3 separate regions of the Homo sapiens genome follow, and regions 1 and 2 are each linked to region 3. Evidence: read pairs that join two places in POLR2A ChIA-PET (ENCODE). Cell type or tissue: PC-3. All regions are shown on one strand. Links, peaks and the distances in the headings refer to the core of each region. The heading gives the core; the rest is flanking DNA. Region 1 overlaps PPP1R9A (protein phosphatase 1 regulatory subunit 9A). Region 2 has its middle 53 kb from the start of CASD1. Region 3 has its middle 71 kb from the start of CASD1.

Region 1 (7,251 bases), core at 719-5,718, 520 kb before region 3:
CAGATGACTATGCCACCATTTCATTCTTTAATCTCAGCATTTTGGGAGGCCGAGGTGGGCAGATCATGAGGTCAGGAGATCCAGACTGTCCTCGCTAACACGGTGAAACCCCATCTCCACTAAAAATACAAAAAATTAGCCGGGTGTGGTGGCAGGCACCTGTAGTCCCAGCTACTAGGGAGGCTGAAGCAGGAGAATGGCATGAACCCAGGAGGCGGAGATTGCAGTGAGCTCCCGCGCCACTGCACTCCAGCCTGGGTGACAGAGCGAGACTGTCTCAAAAAAAAAAAAAAAAAAAAAAAAAAGAAAAGAAACGAAAAAGAAAAGAAAAGAAAAAGAAAAAGAAAATAATGTAATACACTCTTCATCTTCAGCTTACTTATAGGCTTGTAAATTAAGTAGGCATGCAGAAAACACTGCAAATTATTGAAAAAGAAAAGCCAGAAGTCGTTATTTGCAGATTAAACAACTGATTACTTGGAAAATCCAAGAGCTTTAACAGAAAAAGTATTAGAACTAATAAGAGTTCAGTAAAGCGATGTAACTTTTAAAACTCAATACCTATATACAAAAACTTAGAAAATACAACAAAATGATCAAAACAATAAAACACTTAGTAATTACCAACCATAAATGTACAAGCATTTTTCTCTCTATAAAACTAAGTGATGAGTACAAAAAGCCCTGAAGAAAGTGCAATGCCATATTATTTCCCTGGATTAAAATCCTTAATATTATAAAGACATCCACATTTCTAAATAACTGTAAATATCAGTTTACCCTAAGTTAATTTATGAATTCAAGACAATAAAAAATAAAATCCTACCTACATTTTTCGTGAAAACTAACAAGCAGTTTGAAAAAGAATAAGGGTAGAATCAGGCCCTAGTGGATATCAAAACACATAATAAAACTTCGCTTATTAAGGCAATATAGTTTGAGCTCTGGGATAGATCCATTTTTATATTCTATTCTGTTCCACTCCTTTTCTATTCAAATTAGAGTGGTCTATTTAATAAATTATGAAAAGAATTAGATACCTATCTGAAAAACATTCCTATTTATATCACAAAGAAAAATACAATTCAGAACAAAAATATATACATATATAAAAAGTGCCAAAAGAAAATTTGGGACAATGTTTAGCTAACAGGTTAGAAAGAAATTCACAGATCCTAGAAGTTCTAAAGGAAATAAATAATTTGATTAAAAATAAAGCCCAAAAACTTCTAGGCAATAAAATATACCATAATGAAGTTAGAAGAAAAGTCACAGATTAGCAGAAAGTATGACCAAATATTAAGATGAAACATGAATATTCCTAATATATAAAGGGCTTTATCAACTCAAACAATTGCATGTATAAGTAGGTAAAGGAAATTGAGAATTGAACAAAGAAGAAATACTAATGTCCAATTAATGATATAAAGATGTTCAGCTTTATTAAAAATTAAGCAAATGCAAATTAAAACAAGGAGATACTATGCATTCATCCATAAGAATAGATTTTTTTTAAAGACTACCACATCCAGGCAGGACACAGTGGCTCATGCCTGTAATCCCAGCATTTTGTGAGATCTAGGAGGGCCGATCACTTGAGGTCAGGGGCTTGAAACCAGTCTGGCCAACATGGCGAAACCCCATCTCTACTAAAAATACAACAATTAACTGGGCGTGGTGGCGTGCACCTCGGGAGGCTGTGGCAGAATTGCTTGAACCTGGGAGGCAGAGGTTGCAGTGAGCTAAAATCATGCCATTGCACTCAAGCCTGGGTGACATAATAAGACTCAAAAAAACAAACAAAAAAAAGACTACAACATCCAGTGTTTGTGAGGATATAGAAAAAAAGGATACTTTTGAAGAGGAAAGCATAACTAGAAAGTAGTTATCAATATTTTAAATGTAAATGTCTTTTACATAATCATGTCACATTTAAGTGTTTACAGAAATACTTGCAAATGTGTACAAAGATGTATTTCAAAAGAAGTTCATTACAGCACTATCTGTAATAGCCCAAAGCAGGAAATTGCCTAATTGTCCACCAGTAGAGAAAATGGCTTGCTAAATCATGATATATACAAATATGTAATTCAATGCAGTGATTGAAGAGATGTATATCTCTCTACTGACATGGAAGACCCCAAGATACATACATCGTTAAGCTGAAGAGCATGCTGCAGATAAAGAGAAAGATATTCCCAATTCATACGATCCCCAATTGGTATGGTCCCAATTTTAACCTAATTTAAAGCCCCCTAAATTCCCTAGCTATGTAGCACTTGCCAAGTTGTAAAACCATGCTAAGGCGCAGTCTCCTTATTTACAAAATGGTTTTTATAATAATGCCTATCCCCATAAGAGTATTAGGAAAATAAAATGAAATAGTCCATGTAATTATGCTTGGTTCAATGAGGGGAGAGGAAAAGCTTTCTCAGGGTAATATGAGGGATAATATTTCCCCTGATACCTACTACCCATATCATACTCTCTTTTTTTAAATTAAATTTAAAAACATTTTTAATAGAGATTGGGGTCTCACCATATTGCACAGGCTGGTCTTGATCTCTTGGCCTCAAACGATCCTTCCACCTTGGTCTCCCAAAGTACTGGGATTATAGGCATGAGCCCAGCCTCATACTCTCTTTCATAAACATGTTTTGAATATATCACCCACTAGGATGTTTAATGCCCTTTAAGCAAAAATCTGCATAACTGACTTAGTATTAGAACATAGATTAGGCTGCCAAAATCCCCACCTATGTCTAGAGCAATGCACTGTCATTACACAATGGCTCATGGCCTGCCAGGCTTTCTGTGTTTTCTCTGACCAGGAAGCCCTTTCATCTACATGATCTTGATTCTTTCCATTTTCTTACAATAGTTCTATTATTTTTATTAACCTTAATTGCTCTACAAAAAAATGGATAATTAATCAGATAATAATCAGAGCATGACTCCTCCTGGTATTCCAGCAACACAAAAAACTCTAAAGGCCAACAGCATTCTGAGTCCTAATGTTCAACACCAACAAGATATATGTATTTTTGTAGTTCAAGCTACCTTCACATTGTTCCTGTTTTATTTCACTGAGAAAAGTAAACAAAAGATGTTTAAATTTAAGACTTCTTGTTTCAGAGCCAATAAGTGATATTCTGGTTTCTCGATCAAAGGAAACAAAACAAGACCTCATCCACTGCTTCACAGCAGAGACAGGCTTTCAGGGGTAACAAGTTTACAAACACGGTTAGCAAGGACATTTCTGAACGAACAACCCAAGGCTATGAAAAGCAAATAAAGTAAAAATTAGCTTATTTTAAGATTTCAACTAGAATCATTATCTTATATACATTTTCAGTAGTTTGAACCACAACACTTTTTCAAAACAGCAGCAATACATTTTCAACAATAAGAAAAAAACTTATTTCCTTCACTTCTTTATGACACATTTTCTTTAATCAATGCAGGTCTAAATAAATTCAGCATATTCTATAAATACTGACTGGAAGGAATCTCCCACAATGCTTCCACACGGTCTCAGTTCAGGCTATGGTCCAGGTTCTGTAAAATCTTCCTGACACATCAAAGATGAAAAATGTTCCAGGTCCTAGCATGCTGAGTTTCAGATGATGGCTAGCAAAGTGTGCTCCTGGAGATAAGCCAAACATTCACATGCTTCCACAAACAGGTTACACTCATCACAAGCTTCCTTGGCAGAACCCTGACTCACCTTCACATGATTTCAGTGGCTCTGCAAAATAAGCTCTAAATTGAAACTAACAATAAGCCTGGAGAAGATAGCCACATATTAACATTCCAAAAACCAACCTGGCAAGCCTCACAAAGGAGGATTCTAATAGCTTTAGAGCAATGTATAATCTCAACTTTCCTTTTCTTCCCCCAAATTAAGGTTAGTTCACTGATCGACAATAGGTAGAATTATCTAGTGTATTGATTGTCCAGTGTGTGCCCGGGAGTATGTTAGGTGCTTGCTGCAAAATGAAGTAAGCCAAACTGGAGTTTATAATCATCAGACAATTTAGGGTAAACACTGGTAGTCTCCAAAGATGTAAACAGCTGAGGGCTTTAGTCTACTCCTCTGCAAGCTTTTAACATAAGGAGTATGTTACAATGAAAAGAAATTTCAAACTAAATTCTGCTCATGTAAAAACATTGCTTAACTGGAAGGTGCAAAAAACAGACTCATAGGCCTATCTCATAAAACTCTAAAATCCCAGATTTCTGTCCTTAAAAGTCATTTTGAAAAGTAGCCTGTGTGAAAGGTTTACTTAAAGCAGTTGCAACTACATTCTACAGTAGGATACATTTAACCTTCTAAGTGGATCACTCACCAGAATCCTACATACCACAAAACAGGATCAAATGGAGTACTAGTTAGGTTATTACTCCAAAAGCTGTTAATCTGCAAGCCTCGCCTGACCCAAAGTCTAGTTACATAAAATATTTCTAAGGCTAACCCCTGTATCTTCAACATCATTCATTTCACCAATTATTTGTAGCATACTTAACGTTAATACATTGTCTTGTGTAGATTTAAAGTACCAATATCTGGGTGCAGGCTTCTAATCAGTGTCTTTCAAATAATAACTTACTAATCCTAGTGTGTGGATTCATGATTGAAATACCTAGAAAATTAACTAAAGGGTCCTAAAACAAAGTTACTCCCATAAATATTATGTTATATATGCCAAAGTACTTTAAATTATAGACAATATAGCACTTTACACAAATTATCTCTTTACCAACCAATCTAGGGAGTAAGGCAGAAAAGGGTAAAGAGAGTTCCCACGGTTTTTCATATTTTTACACGAGAAGTTCAGAGGACAATACACATGCTATATATAAGACAAAGTCTATTAGGACAAAAAGTACATTTCACTAATTGTAAGCCTAGTGTTTTAATGGATTACTAAAGAACAAGAAGTTGGGCTGGGCGTGGGGGCTCACGCCTGTAATCCCAGCACTTTGGGAGGCCGAGGCAGGCGGATCACCAGGTCAGGAGATCTAGACCAACCTGGCTAACACGGTGAAACCCCGTCTCTACTAAAAATACAAAAAAATTAGCTGGGCGTGATGGCAGGTGCCTGTAGTCCCAGCTACTCAGGAGGCTGAGGCGGGAGAATGGCATGAACCCAGGAGGCGGAGCTTGCAGTGAGCCAAGATCGCACCACTGCACTCCAGACTCCAGCCTGGGCAACAGAGCGAGACTGTCTCAAAAAAAAAAAAAAAAAAGAAGTGAAAAAAAACCAAACATACTCTATATAATGGGAGGTAGAGAGCATGCTAGTTCAAACGGCAACACAAGGAAGCCTACGTTTGTCAAGGTTTTCCAGAAAAATAGAATTAATATCTTTATATGTGTTTTTTTTATACATACTATATATATTTATATTAAAATTGATTTTAAGGAATTGTCTCATATGACAGTAGGGACTAGCAAATCCAAAATCTGCAGGGTAGGCCTGCAGGCCAGAGACCCAGGAAAGAACTAATGTTGCAGTTCAAGTCCAAAGACAGTCTGCTGGCAGAATCCCCTCTTCTCTGATGGAAGTCAGTCTTCTTCTATGAAGGTCTTCAATGAATTTGATGAGGCCAATCCACGTTAAGGAAGGTAATCTGCTTTAGCCCACTGCTTTAAATGTTCATCTCATCTAAAAGATACTTCATAGACTCTAGAATAATGTTTACCCACATATCTGGGTACTGTGGCCTACCAACGTTGACCCATAAAATGAGTCATCACAAAGTCTTTCAAACAGGATATTCTCTGGCTGCAAAACTGAACTTTTTGGTATTTGACAAGGTAGTCAGGAATATGACTTCCTTACAAGTAAGTAGAAATAAGACCGCAGATTTACAACACCTACAAGTTACAGAGACACTTTTGACAAGTTAAAGCATTTCATAAGGATAATATCATTATTTCCATACTTAAACTCCTAGCTTAGAAAAGAAAAAGCCAACCTAGCTAGGACTGCAGTAGGAAAGAATATTGAGGGGAAACTGCATGGGGCCCACATGTAAGGCAGCGGTCAATGAGAACTTGTGCTGCCACACGCTGTGGGCTTGGCCAACTCACTGGGCCTTTCTGAGCTCAGGCTTTTATGTGCAAGAAGGTAGGATCGATTATGATACTGAGGCTGCTGGATTCTAGGGTCAATCGCGACTCTGAAACCTAATCAAAATTCTTATCACTATGTGTCTCTGATGACAAGTCTTCAACTATTCATACCTACATTTGATGGTAAGTTAACTAAAAGCATGAATTCTAAGTTGTGGCTTATTTATAGCAAGTTATCTGTTCCACGTTTTTTAATATTGCCACATAAATACACAATCCTATAGAGCATTTCAGGAATGGATAATCTGGGACCCATATTTCTATCTAGAAGATATTATTATGTTTTTTAGATAGTTAAGCTTTTAGTTAATTTTACCACTCTGCTAGTTTCATTCTCATATCTAAATCATCTAATAGGCATTATAAATGCCAAACCAAAACACTTAGTCTACTGCCCTCCACTAAATATAGGTCAGCAAGGCAGCTGAAACCCCTCTACCCAGGTAAAAGATAATATCCATAAGCTACTTTTGCAAGGAGAGGTTTCTGAGGGATACCCCATTTGAGAGCATTAACAGGCTGGATGCTCTCCTTAACAACCAAAAATCCACATAATGACTCAAACTCTGAATTCAGCAGTTAATGTACAAAAAGGAGGAAAAGGAAATGTAAAGATTAATACATGTAAAAATCATAAAAGTAAGTTTTTTCTTGCAAAACTACGGGAAAAAAAGAGAAAGTAAAGGTCAATTTATATTTGTTCATATAAATAGTAAGCTCACTTCTGTAATCCATGTGAGCTAGCCCAAAGAAAGGTAAACTAGTCTATTTATGAAGATGTTAGTGCCGCTAAGCAGTATTTCCAGTTCTCCTTCTGGGTAGAAAGGGTATTTTCTTTCTTTACCCTTTGTTGCCTTGGGGTGGGGCTATGTAAATAATTCTCGCCAATGGGTTCTGGGCAGTGGTGGTGTGTGTCACTTCTTGACTGAGCCATTTTACTGCGGAGGCAAGACCTTTCAGTGTTTTTTTCTTCTTATATTTCTGGAATCTGGAAAGTACGTATGATGGAAATGGACAAGTTTAAGTACCTTAGTGACTATACTGAATACAAGGAGCTTCCCTTTGACCTAACATGGACATGTAACATCAGTGAGAAGTAAACATCTGTTAGA
Region 2 (7,251 bases), core at 968-5,967, 120 kb after region 3:
TCATGTTGGTTTCTGCAAAATTTCTCCATTATAAAGTCACCATTTTCCCTTTGTAAGTGTTGAAGATTTTGGAGAAAGATACTAGATTATACCAATATATTGTTCTTCTTCAAACTTCTATCAAGAAAACTTGGCATCAATTGACAGCTCCCGTCTGCATCAATTACTATTATGATGGTTGCTATATGATAATTTTATATTTCTCTTTCTTTTGGCTTTTATTAACAGAATTCTACCAAGAAAGAGCTTTTCTTTATCCTGTATGTATGTATGTATGTATGTATGTATGTATGTATGTATGTCTATATCAACTCAAGGATTTCTATTTTATTCATTGGGTTGTGATCAATTATTATTATATTTTTAATACTCAAATTTTCAAGATGTAGCCAGCATGAGTTCCTTCAGAGCTGGCTCCGGTTATTCTTTTAGTACTGTCTTACTTTGCGGTACAACAAGATGTTTCAGACTCATTTTGTGCTTTTCTTGCTCCCGTCCTAGAATCAGCTATTTCCCCAAAAATCTTGAATTCCTTTCAGTGGAATATGAAATTTTGAAACTAAAATCTAGGCACTCACTTATATTCATTGTTAGTTCTTAAAGAGTGTCATTGCTTCTAGACTCTTTCAGTGAATAAAACATATATGTGTTGGAAAGAAAGAGGGGCACAACAGACATTGGGGCCTACTTGAGGGTGGAGGGTGGGTGGAGGGAGAGGCTCAGAAAAAGAAAAAGTGTCAGGCACCATGCTTATACCTGCGTGATAAAATAATCTGTACACCAAACCCCTGAGTCACAAGTTTACCTATATAGCAAACCCGCACATGTACCCCTGAACCTAAAGTAAAAAGTTAAAATATTTAAAATAACAAAAATATGTGTATATAAACATATATATATACACATATATGGATCTATACACATTGCTTTATAAACATATAGAAACAAACATGTTCACATGGATACCTCCACTTTCAACTTGACAGCTCAGGGTCCTTTCTAGCCTCCCTCTTTTTTGTATTCATTTTTTTGTTTGTTTGCGTTGAGATGGAATCTTGACCTGTCACCCAGGCTGGAGTATAGTGGGGCAATCTTGGCTCATCGCAGCCTCTGCCTCCCAGGTTCAAGGCTGGTCTCGAGCTCCTGACCTCAGGTGACCTGTCTGCCTCAGCCTCCCGAAGTGCTATGATTACAGGTGTGAGTTACTGCACCTGGCCTAAAGATACATTCTGAGAAATGCTTCATTAGATAATTTCATTGTTGTGTGAACATCATAGAGTGTACTTACACAAATCTGGATGGTATAGCCTACTACACACCCAGGCTAGATGGTATAGCTTATTGCTCCCAGGCTACAAACATGTACAGTATGTTACTGTACTGAATACTGTAGGCAATTGTAACACAATGCTAAGAGTTTATGTATCTAAACATAGGAAAGGTACTGTAAAAATATGGTATAAAAGGTAAAAAAATGGTACACCTGTAGAGGGCACTTACCATGAATGGAGCTTGCAGGACTGGAAGTTGCTCTGGGTGAATCAGTGAGTGAGTGAGTGGTGAGTGTGAAGGCCTAGGACATTACTGCACACTACTGTAGACTTTATAAACCCTGTACACTTAGCCCACACTAAATTTATTTTAAAAATTTTCTTCCTTTAATTATAAATTAACTTTAGCATACTGTAACCTTTTTACTTCATAAACTTTTTAATTTTTTAACTTTTGACTCGTAACACTTAGCTTAAAACACAAACACATTGTATAGTGATACAAAAATTTTTTTTATCCTTAGTGTATAAGATTTTTCTATTTAAAAAAAATTTTTTTTACCTTTTAAACTTATTTGCTAAAAATGAAGACATAAACATGCACATTCACCTAGACCTGCACAGGGGAAGGATTATGACTATCCCTGTCTTCCACCTCCACATCTTGAAGGTCTTCGGGGGCAGTAACACACATGGAGATGCCACCTCCTGTGATAACAATGCCTTTTTCTGGAATACCTCCTGAATGACCGGCCTAACTTGCTTTACAACTAACTTAAAAAAAATTATTAGAAGAAGTACACTCTAAAATAACAAGAAAAAGTGTAATGTAGTAAATACATAAACCAGTAACACAATAGTTTATTATTATCAAGTATTATATATTGTCCATAACTGTATGTGCTACACTTTTCTTCAACTGGTAGCACAGTAATTTTACTTACACCAGCATCACCACAAGCATGTGAATGCAACCGCTATGACATCATAAGGTAAGAGGAATTTTTTAGCTCTGTTGTAATCGTATGGGATTATCTTCCTATACTCTGTTCCTTGTTGACAGAAACTTCGTTATGGGGGATACGACTATATTTCTTTCTTTCTTCAAGCCTCCTGTGTGTACCTAATCTCTTGACCACAGTAGTATCTCTTTGGCAATTAGCTCCCTCATTACTCCTCATGGTCCCTTTATTCCCCACCCTATGACCCTGTCTCCGCTGCTACTGCCTTAAGTCCATCGCTGGCCCCATTGCCCCACAATCCCTTCACCTCCATGCCTGCCTTTGGTCATGATGCTGACTCCAAAGAAAGAGGTGTTAGGAAACCAATTAGGTAGGCTAAAATGAAGAGGAATAGAAGTGTTTTCTTCTCTATACTTTGTGTTTTGAAATTTTATTCTAATGTTTCTAGTTTGGATTTTTTTTTCCTATTGAATTTAACTTTCTGATTGCATGTGAGGAACGCTTTTGACAGAGGAATCCCATCACTTTTTGTTCTTAAAAATTCTTTGCCTCTATCGCTCCAAATATAGCTATTCCTTTTTGTCTTTTGTCCCCCCTTAGGAAAATTCCTTAAGTCAAGATAGAGTAGAGTTCCTGGATCTATTTGCTATGTCTCTTACAATTTCCTCCACTGTTTACATCTCATTACCTCTGTTTTATGCTCTGGAAGAATTCCTCAGCAATATATTCCAGCTACCAATTTACTCTTTAGTAGATACATTAATACCATGTTATTCAGTCTGTTTACTAAATTGTGTGTTTATATATATATATATATATATATATATATTTTTTTTTTTTTGAGACAGAGTCTCACTCTGTCACCCAGGCTGGAGTGCCACGGCACGATCTCAGCTTACTGCAACCTCTGCCTCCCAGGTTCAAGCAATTCTCCTGCCTCAGCCCCCCGAGTAGCTAGGATTGTAGGCATGCGCCACCATGCCCAGCTAATTTTTGTACTTTTAGTAGAGTGGGGTTTCACCATGTTGGCCAGGCTGGTCTTGAACTCCCGAGTTCAAGTGATCTGCCTGCCTTGGCCTCCCAAAGTACTGGGATTACAGGCGAGAGCCACTGCATCCCGCCTTAATATTTTTAATTTCTAAAACCTTTAGCTGATTATTTGTATTACTACTTATTCTTATTTCATAACCACTTGTTCTTATTTTATTATTTGATTACATGCTCTGCTTTAATTCTCTTATAGTATTAAATATTCTTTGAAATACTTTCTATTAACTCATTTCCTCAGGTGTAAGTTCTTTCTTGTGAGGTGAGAGGCTTGAGTGTGTTAACAATCTTTCCCATTTTTGCCAAGGGTTGGTAAGTCTTATTTGACTGTTTATCTTTATAACAGAATTCTCCTGGATATGTGCTGATCTGTAACATTCTCCTACATGGGATCCAATTTGAATCCTTGTAGGAATAATGTAGTTCTCCTTACAGAACATGACATGGCTATGGCAAGGGTAGTATTTTATTTCAGGATGGCTGTCTTGACTTCTCAGCACAGCAGCTCTGACATGCTTCAGATGTAAAGGCCTCAAACATTTCCTGCTTATAATAACTTTAAATTATGATGGCTTTCCACACAATGGATGCCTCCTAAGTCTATGGCTGTAGTTTTGGTTCACTTCTATGTCTGCCAGTCTTTTCGTGATGACTCACAGTTTCACGCCCACTAAGTTTCTTCTCTTATTAAGGCTCCTTCCTTCTTTCGTGCCTGTTTGCTTGCTTTCTTTTCTTTCTTTCTCTCTCTTTTTTTCTTTCTCTTTCTTTCTCTCTCTTTCTTTCTTTCTCTTTCTTTCTCTCTCTTTCTTTCTTTCTCTTTCTTTCTTTCTTCCCTTCCTTTCTCTCTTTCTCTCTCTCTTTCTTTCTTTCTTTCTTTCTTTCTTTCTTTCTTTCTTTCTTTCTTTCTTTCTTTCTTTCTTCCTTTCTGTCTCTTTCTCTCTCCCTCCCTCCCTCCTTCCCTTCCTTCCTTCCTTCTTTCCTTCCTTCCTTTCTTTCCCTCCCTCTTTTCTTTCTTTTCCCTCCCTCCTTCCTTCCTTCCTTCCTTTCTTCCTTCCTTCCTTCCTTCCTTCCTTCCTTCCTTCCTTCCTTTCTTTCTTTCTTTTTCTTTCTTTTTCTTTCTTTCTTTCTTTCTTTCTTTCTTTCTTTCTTTCTTTCCTTCCTTCCTTCTTTCTTTCTTTCTTTCTTTTTTCTTTTTCTTTCTTTCTCCCCTTCCTCTTCCCCTTCCCCTTCCCTTTCCCTTTCCCTTACCCTTACCTTCCTTCTTTTTTTCTTCTCCTTTGGTTTGGTAGGGAGGTTAAGTCTAAATCTTAGAACCAGAATCTATAAATAATATTTAGTACCTGTATGTTAATAAATTTATGAAAGCAATGAAATTTTATGTCTGTAGCTTCATAAATATTGACTCTAACTCTTCTTCATATTTGGAGCCCGAAGGCTTTCCTGAATCATTCTCATCCATGTATATATAGCACTATATGGAAAACACATTTCCTGGGAGACCAAATTGTTTAACATGTTTAGGATCAAAACATTGATACTGTACCATGGAAGAACACTGATATCTTGTCTGTATATCATGTTTGATTAAATTCACACTTTCTTTTTATCTTTAATTGAATTAAGTATTTCTGTAAGTTAAATAGAGTCTCTTGAAAGTCAGTCAAAGGTTTTTAACAGCTATTTGGGAGCCTGATTATGGTTCCTTATAAGCACGTATCATTTGGACCAATCTCTGCTAGTTTTGAAATTTTGAGGATTAAAAAGATTTGGCAATTTCTATTAGCTTTAATTGCACCACCTGGCTCTTGCCAGGTAATCTTTAGCTTCTGCTACCGCAATAACACTTTATTTCAGTGCTGCTTCATAATATCTTCTGAAAGCATGTTAAGTAAAAATTTAGAATCTGAATTTAAGTCAATGTGCAACTATATGGTGCGTGAAACCAGTGCAGATAACAGGGTCACAACCCAATGCCATTTTGTTTACCTCTAGTTTGCGAGCAAACAGAATTTTTTTTTTTACTTGGATTTCTTCTATCCAAGTAAAGATTTCTTCTTGATTTGAATAAGTTTGTTTATGTGCAGGCAATGCCAGCTGCATCACTACTTACTTCTCAAAGTATTTTTGGACATGACTTGTGCAAAGGTATGTTTTAAAGTCAAGAAAATGTGGTATTTTTCATTTGACCCAGCAATCCCATTACTGGGTATATACCCAAAGGATTATAAATCATTCTACTATAAAGACAGATGCACATGTATGTTTATTGTGGCACTGTTCACAATAGCAAAGACTTGGAACCAACCCAGATGCCCATCAATGATAGACTGGATAAAGAAAATATGGCACATATACACCATGGACTGCTATGCAGCCATAAAAAAGGATGAGTTCATGTCCTTTGCAGGGACGTGAATGAAGCTGGAAACCATCATTCTCAGCAAACTAACACAAGAACAGAAAACCAAACACTGCATGTTCTCACTCATAAGTGGGAGTTGAACAATGAGAACACATGGACACAGGGAGGGGGACATCACATACCCAGCCTGTCAGGGGTGGGAGGCTAGGGGAGGGATAGTATTAGGAGAAATATCTAATGTAGATGACGGGTTGATGGGTGCAGCAAGCCAGCATGGCACATGTATACCTGTGTAACAAACCTGCATGTTCTGCACATGTACCCCAGAACTTAAAGTATAATAATAAAAAAAAAGAAAACATGGTATTTTTGTTAAATATGTAAAATACTGAATGAGAGAATCTAAGCAAAATAGACACAATAGTCATGGAATAAGAAGAAGCAATCAGATTGGTTTCTATATGAAATAGGTCTCCTTTAGCTGCATGGAAAAGGAAACCTGATTCTAAATAGCTTAAGAAAAAGAATGTATTGGTGCCCATAACAAAATGTTAAAGGTTTGACACAGGACTCAGAATATCATCAGGCCCTAGTTTTGCCACATCTCTCTAGTTTCATATTTCCTTTGTTGGCTTCATTCTCAGGCTAACTCTAGGCCTAACTTCTCCAAGGCTCAAGTCCAGAGGAAAAGAGAAAGTGCAGTTTCCACAAAAATCCTGGGAGCCATTGTAATGGGACCAGCGTAGGTCATGTGGTCCCTGACCCAATCTCTTGGGGGATCTATTGCTCTAAGTGGCCAGGAACTAGGATGGTATGCCAACCAAAACACATGGATTGATAGTTGAGGGTGGAGAAATAGTTCTGGAAGGAAGTTTGTGCAATTTAATTTTAAAAAGGAGGAAATGAATATTGGGAAGTTAAGAACAACAAAATGTCATAGATATGGTTGAGTACGGAAGACACAGAAAGAACAGACTTTTAGGTTTTTAACTCCCAATCGTAGAATCTGAAAGTGGCTGTGAGTTCTCTTTTATTACAGAACTAATCAAATTATAAAGGTTTGTAAAAGTTTCTAATTAGTTTTCTGTCATCAATCTCACATAATATTTCTGTTCATTTATGTATAGACTAAAGAACATTTATTTAGAATCAAACTAAAAAAAGAAAAATATATAGAAAGTAAAATAGAAAAAGGAAAAAGGAAATGTTTCCTTAATTAATCCAAGTGCACTTGAGACTGTTTTTATTTATTACGAAGACCTGGAAAACTTTAATTACATTGCTCCATTTGACTTTAGTGAATAGGTAAATAATTGTAAAAAATTCTGTTTGCTCACAAACTAGAGGTAAACCTAACATACTGTTTATTATTCCATAAATCCCAGATACAGTGCACTGCTTCTGCTTCTGGTCAGATCTCAATCATTCTTGTTTACAGACCTACCCAATAGCATAAATATATGCAAAATATTATTGTAATATAGTATTCTGGCCTCAGAATTGATGTATAACACGTTTCCTTTGAGGTCTTAACAGATGAAAATAGAAAACTAAAACAACAATAAAAGCGGCCACTGGCTTTCCTTTCTTTCTTGCTTGCTTTCTGTTT
Region 3 (7,251 bases), core at 1,371-6,370:
TATTTGGTGGGTTTTTTTTTCTACAGCTACACCTACTGGAATGGGAGGACATTTGGATCTAGAAGCAAGACAGGAGCTGTTACACAAAAAGAGAATAGTTACTGCTAATGTGACATCAGTTAGCTCCAAAACCCCAGAGTACCTTGCAGTAACTCTTTTATGTTCAAGGCTCTCATGCATCTTGGATACTACTGGATCAGTGTGGCTATCATGTCACCTGGCAGGACAGCTTTCCTTGCAGACTGGACTAGCTGGAAAACCTTCTCTTAATCTACTTTGGGCAAATTTTTGTGTCACCTATTAGGTGCCCAGAGGTCACAAAAATTCCAAAATCCAGAAAGATTCCCTGTTAATGTTAGGTACCGTAACTTGTTTTCCACTTAGGGAGAATACTCTGTCATATCATTGACATTAGAACCTCCCTCTTCTTTCTAGGACAGAGGATGTAGGTTCTCTTATTTCTTAAAGATGTATCTCTAATTTCTTCCTAAGTTAACTAGGGCATTGCCACTTGCTGTTCTCCAGGAGTAATCAGCTTGAGATTGTAAATGTATTGCATCAGTGTCATGGCCTAGGAGGAATGCAATGTTGTCAAGGCTCCAGAGGACCAGATTTTGGCACAGACACAGAGTAAACAAACTGTTGCTCTTACCAGGTGAAATCAAACTGCTCCTAATAGTCCAAGTGAGCAGGAATAAAGTAATGCACAATCGACATATCATGGACAACAGATGAGAAATCAGGAACTTTATTCATCTATTCTAGTAAAGAAGCCATTTGGAGATTGCAAAGTGCAGTTGGAATTAGCATTGGTTTTTGCACTGACCATATTGAGGTATTGAATGGGGAGAGAAATCATTGGCCAGCATCTTACAAATCTTTAATAATAGCTTTAATCGCTGCAGTTCCCCGTGAAAAAGTGATCTTGTTTCTGACTTAACATTTTGATGGGGAAAAGAGTCCAGATAATTTCCCCTTGGTTGATGCTACCCTAATAGTCCTTAAGGACTATTAAGGGTTTTTTTGTTTTGTTTTGTTTTGTTTTAACAAAGTGAGGATTCTGCCACATGCTGAGGACTGCTATCCCAACTGTACTCTCCTAGTGGGCAAATGACTATATGGTAAGTTTTGGGTCCTGATGGTAAACTTAAAACACCTTTTCAGTTAGCCAGCATAATCCCTTGATCTAAAATACTGACTGTAGTGGTTCTGTACATTTTCAGCAATTCCAGTAAACTCAGATTTAGATTCCAAATATCCCCTAAAAGTTTGTGGCTTTTCCATCCTCCAGGGTATATTTACCCATACACATGACAGCCTCTCTTTGAGGAAGGTCTAGGTTCAATTTCCACATGGTGTGTACCTAAGGTTACAAGATTTCCCAGGTTCCAGGTTCCACAGGTTCCATGTCTATAAATTGGTTCTTTAGAATTGACTAAGGGACCATGATTCTTTTAAACATTGACCTTAGTAAGGCCTTCTCCCACCAAGCTTGTGTGTTTATTTCTATCCCCCTTCAGTACTTACTTGGAGGCTACATCAGTAATGGTACTGGGCAGTGAGCAACAAGGAATTGTTGATCTTTAGACAGAAGTGCCAATGGCAGTAATGAAATTGAAAGCCCCTAAACATTTATTTAGGTCAAAGTATGCATTAAAAATTCACATCTGTAAGTCTACACTGATGACAGAAAAGAGCACTAAGTAAAGCTATTAAGGCTAAATTTGAGGCTAAGAGAATACTTAGAAGAAAATTAAATAGAAAATAACATCAAGGTCAGTGCCTCCAAGTACATACATAGCAAATAAGTGAGGTGAGTGACACTTGGGATCAATGGTCCAAGATCTGAGCTGTTCTCATATCTTGACCATACCAATTAAGGATGAATAAAAGCCTTTAAGCAAGCCATCCAAAAATAGGGCAGCCTCAAAAATTTGCATTTCAGAATTTCCTATGAAACACCTCTACCATTTGCTTCCTTACTGAATGCCTAATATGTTACTATAAGTCAGAGAGTGTTCTAAGGATGCAATGGTGAGCCAAATTAGACATAGGCTTGTTCTCAAGGAGTTTACATTCTACTGGAAAAGACAGATATTAAGTCGTCATACAAATAAATGTCAACCTGTAATAGTGATAAATGCTATAAGGGAAAGTAATTGATGCTATAAAAGTTTATCACAGCAGGACTTCACCTAGTCAGCAAGGTCAGAGAAGCTTCCCTAAAGTTTGGTTGATACCAAAAGAATGAGTAGTAAATGCTAAGATGAAAAGAAACTATCAACAGAGTAAACAGACAACCTACAGAATGGGAGAAAATTTTTGCAATCTATACATCTGACAAAGGTCTAATATCCAGCATCTATAAGGAACTTAAATTTACTAGGGAAAAAACATTAAAAAGTGGGCAAAGGACATGAATAGACAATTGTCGAAAGATGACATACATGTTGCCAAAAAACATATGAAAAAAAGCTGGCCAGGTGCAGTGGCTCACGCCTGTAATTGCAGCACTTTGGGAGGCCGAGGCGGGCAGATCACTTGAGGGGTAGTAAGGAGTTCAAGACCAGCCTGGCCGACATGGTAAAACCCCATCTCTACTAAAAATACAAAAATTAGCCGGCCATGGTGGCGGGCACCTGTAATCCAAGCTACTTGGAAGGCTGAGGCAAGAGAATCACTTAAACTCTGGAGATGGAAGTTGCAGTGAGCTGAGATCGTGCCACTGCACTTCAGTCTGGGCGACAGAGTGAGAAAAGCTCAACATCGCTGATCATTAGAGAAATGCAAATCAAAACCATAATGAGATACCATCTCACACCAGTCAGAATGGCTATTATTAAAAAAAAAGTCAAAAAATAACAGATGCTGGCAAGGTTGTGGAGAAATAGGAATGCTTTTACACTGTTGGTGGGAGTGTAAATTAGTTCAACCATTGTGGAAGACACTGTGGTGGTTCCTCAAAGACCTGGAGACAGAAATACCATTCAACCCAGCAATCCCATTGCTGGGTATATACGCAAAGGAGTATAAATTATTCTATTATAAAGATACATGCACATGTATGTTCACTGCAGCACTATTCACAACAGCAGAGAGGTAGAATCAACCTAAATGCCCATCAATGACAGACTGCATAAAGAAAATGTGGTACATATACACCATGGACTACTATGCAGCCATAAAAAGGAATGAGATCATATCCTTTGCAGGGACATGGATGGGGCTGGAGGCCATTATCCTTAGCAAACTAATGTAGAAACAGAAAACAAAATGCCACATGTTCTCATAAGTGAGAGCTAAATAATGAGAACACACGGACACATGGGGGGTAACAACACACACAGGGACCTGTTGGAGGGCAGGAGATGGGAGGACAGAGCGGATCAGGAAGAATATCTAGTAGGTGCTGGGCTTAATACCTGGGTGATGGGATGATCTGTGCAGCAAACCATATGGCACACGTTTACCTATGAAGAAACCTGCACATCCTGCACATGTAACCCTGAGCTTAAAACAAAAGTTGGAAATGAAATGAAAAAAATGTCATTTGATGTCAATTGAAAGAATGAGAATGGAAGTTTGCCTGACAACTAGTGTTGGACAGTGTATTAAAACTGGCATTGATATACAGCCAGTGAGATTTTTAGTTGGTACCACTTTCCTGGGAAGAGACTTGACGATATGTTCTAAGAGCCTTTAAGCTTGATTTCATATGCACCAAGCAATTTCTAATTTAAGTTTGGATTCTCATGTTTATCTTTTGTGGAGACACAGCACTGGTCATGGCACTAGGAGAGTGATATTTTTCACTATATATTTAAAAATTGGCCTTTGAGTCTATGTGTCTAATGTGAGTCTACCCCTAAATGGTAGCTTTCCTTATGGGATTCTGGCAAAATCAGGCTCCTGATCCTGTAATACCAAAAGCCAGCCCATGGACTATGGTTAATTGAAGGAGTAAGTGTTCCCTGGAGAGGGCTCTTGACAATGATGCAATTGGTATCCTTTGCAACACCTTGGCTGACTACTCCCTGTTAATTCAAACTGCAACAGAAAATATAGTTTATTTGAAAAGAAACTAAGAGAATGATATGTTTCAGTGCTGGTATGCGAAGAAGTATTCCAAGTATGAGCAAAAGGGTAGGGCAGGAGTAAACACTATGTGCATTGTGAAATAATTGGTGGCTTTGCAGCCTAAGATGAGTAGTCTCAGGTGACAAGTGACTCAAGAGTTCTAAGGCCATCTGTTGGAACAAAGGTGATTTTGGAAAAACAAATCTAACTGAACTTGTGATGGTGCTAAGATTAGGAAAGTTATATCCTGACTTTATTTGCAATGTTATAATTTTTTGTAAGGAAGAAAGTATTCATATCTTACTTGAGTAATTAGAAAATCTTCAATAAAAATTTAGGGAAATGTCAAAGAAAGAAAATGCTAAGATGATGAAGAATAAGAAAAAATATTTGAGGCAGATAGAAGAGCATTATTTAAGCCCTTTTGGAAGAAGAGAGCCTAGTGAGTCTAGAGTTCCATTAGAAAGTCCAGTGTAGCCGCAGTAACGAAGACTAAGCATGAGATGGTGAAGTATAGGGGAAGGTGAGACCCAAGGTAGGCCAAAACCATGCATGAACTTAAAGGAGAAAAATAAAGTCTGAAGGATGTTAAGAATGAAAAATAGGATGTGGTCATATTTGACCTTTTTATACATACAAATAATCCAACAATAATATAGAGAGCAGATACAGCAGTTGGGCAGAATGGGTGTGGTTATACCAGTCTGAAATCTGTTGTAGATATAATTGGAGAAATGGTAGCTTTGACTCGGATAGTGGTGGGAGATTCAAGAGCTATTTAGGAGGTAAAAAGGCAGCAGTTGTTGTTACATTGATACTTTGGAAATAGTGTTGAGGAACAGAGAGGAGCCAATTCTGACGTGTGGGTTCTTCTTGGTCAAATGGTGGCAATATCCATTGTGATAGACAATAGTGGATGAGAATCAGGATTGAGGAAATAATATGAGCTTAGTTTTATGCAAAGTGAACTTGAGGTACCTCTGAGAAAACCAAAATTAGTAGGCAATTGAATATATGAATTTGAAACTCAGAGTAGAGGTTCGGACTGGTGCTATGATTGGTAAGTCATCTGGATATGGGTTTTCACTGAAACCACAGGATCTGATGAGAAAACTGGTGCTCATTTTGTCATCTGAACATTCATGCAGCAGCTAAAGTGTGTTGCAATTATTTCTCCAATAGCAAAAAAGATAAGGTACATGAAGTTGGATATTTGCCAGAATCTAACGATCAGGGAAAGTCTGAGATGGTATTTTATTGACATTTCACAAAATTAAAATACAACATTACTTATTATTTTTGTACAAATTTTATTACTTTCTTAATAAATCTTACATTTTTAAAGGTTGTTCATTTGCTCCAAGGATTTCTGTGATCAGATGATCTCACTTTGCAGTCAATTAATAGGGTGCAGTACATTTTAGGCAGTTTATCATGTAGTTTTCATATTATGTTTAATTTTTATGTGATTAAGATTCTTATTACCTTAATTTGGGAGTCCATGCATGTGCCTAAAGCAAATTAAATGTTAGGACAATGAAGAAAGATTGAGATAAACTGGCCTAGTAGAATAACATACCCCCTTTCCTTTTTTTTTTTTTTTTAACATTTAAAAATGTTATTGGATTGAGTATCAGGGCCCTTTCATTCATTCATTGAGTGAATACTGACTTAGGACCTTTTGTGTTCTAGGCATTGAACTATGCACTGGTGAATAAAACATAGTGTATTATGGAAGATGAACGAAGTCTAGTACACTATCTGGTACTAGTTGGTGCTAAGTAAATATTTGCTGACAGAATTAACCTAATGTCTAATATAAAAGTTATGAAGGTTAAAAAAAAGTGTTGTAATAGAGAATGAGGAAAGGAAGCTACCTGGATTAAATGATCAGAATAGGTCTATCTAAAGAGAAAATATTTAAGACATAATTTGAAGACTAATCATGTGCCACTCATGCTTAGCATTCTGGTCAGAGGAAACAGCATGGGCACAGACCCAAAGGCAATGTAATGAAAACAGGTGGTTGTGGTTTCTGCCCAGTATCAACTTACCCTTCTTCTAGCAACTTTACATTTTTTCTCTACACAAACATTTCTGCTCTAATTTCCAGCCAGGTACTTCCATTTAAGGTGACTCCACACCTTGCACCAGATCTCAGGTCTGGCTAATCAGAACACTGCATCTCTCAGGTCAGGGTTTAGACCTCTGACTCAGTAGGACCTGTGAGATATAATTTAATTTTACTGAGACTGGCAAATGGGTGGGGGGCTCTTATCCAATATACTTGAATTTGGGGTGAAAAGAAGGCCAACAGAAAAAAAGTGGAGGACCAACAGAATGGTCAGAAACCAATTATTTATATACTACAGGCAGTTGGGCTAGGTAACACTTGACTCTCAAGAACATGAAGGATCTCTGTGTTGTTGGAACATATTGATGAGGCGGAAGTGGGATTAAAGATGATTCTGGAGATGTAAACGGAGTCCTATTAGTCTTATAGACTTTGATTGTGGAGTTTGGATTTTATTCTAAAAACATTGGAAATAAAGCATTTGAAGTAGAAAAATAACATGCAATTTACATTTTTAAATTACTCTGGGTTTGTAAAGATGGTAAAGACAGAAAACTCTCTTCTCAACAAATAAGAAAACTGGTAAAAATTGTCAGCATTAAAAAATGTAAAACTCTAGAAGTTAACCAAACTTTGCTACACTTTTAGCAATCCAGGGTGGGTTTATTCAGGAAAAACAGTAGAATCTTGGTAAGAACGGCAAGCTTCATGGCACTTTACCTGGCCCTATTCTCATCTTTCCCTCTCTAGCACCACAGTAGCTTTGAAAACATTCTGCAATCATGGTGAAAACCAGCTGTTTGGTAGCTCCCAAAAGAGACAGAACAAAGGTAGAGTTCCTTCTAAGCCTCTAATGAAGAGAATTGTCATTTTACCTGTCTGGTAGTTCCCTTGATGACCCACTTGCAAAGTTGTCTTTATTTGACCTGACTCAGAGCTCTCCCAGTATAAAAACATTTTCCCTGGGGTATTTTTGAAAACACAGGCAATTTATAAACTTTCCAGCTGCCTAAAATTGTGGATAACAACTGGGACAAACAATTGATTAACCAAAGAACTTACCAGGAAAAGCTTAGGGAATGAGATTTCCATAGAGGCTT

The links. ChIA-PET counts read pairs that join two places held together with the same protein. Peaks named below come from ENCODE experiments on the same cell type or tissue, not always from the same donor. Only the 100,000 strongest peaks of a DNase experiment are listed, where the experiment ranks them.
Region 1: POLR2A ChIA-PET joins it to region 3 with 7 read pairs; 1 of 35 experiments calls an interaction of 5 or more read pairs at or near these places.
Region 2: POLR2A ChIA-PET joins it to region 3 with 5 read pairs; 3 of 35 experiments call an interaction of 5 or more read pairs at or near these places.

Annotation. Positions count from the first base shown.
Region 1 is chr7:95,101,362-95,108,612 of GRCh38, reverse strand. The region is part of intron 2 of PPP1R9A (protein phosphatase 1 regulatory subunit 9A); the gene reads right to left. The region is part of intron 3 of PPP1R9A-AS1 (PPP1R9A antisense RNA 1); the gene reads left to right. Among named protein-coding and RNA genes, the nearest start is that of PPP1R9A-AS1, 110 kb to the left of the region's middle. In PC-3, for the core only: no CTCF peak of the experiment used is centred there; a DNase peak (open chromatin) is centred at 3,682; H3K27ac peaks cover 1,164 bases.
Region 2 is chr7:94,453,246-94,460,496 of GRCh38, reverse strand. No RefSeq gene overlaps it. Among named protein-coding and RNA genes, the nearest start is that of CASD1, 53 kb to the left of the region's middle. In PC-3, for the core only: no CTCF peak of the experiment used is centred there; no DNase peak of the experiment used is centred there.
Region 3 is chr7:94,577,649-94,584,899 of GRCh38, reverse strand. It overlaps a transcript of CASD1 not described here. Among named protein-coding and RNA genes, the nearest start is that of CASD1, 71 kb to the right of the region's middle. In PC-3, for the core only: no CTCF peak of the experiment used is centred there; DNase peaks (open chromatin) are centred at 4,169 and 6,089; H3K27ac peaks cover 1,259 bases.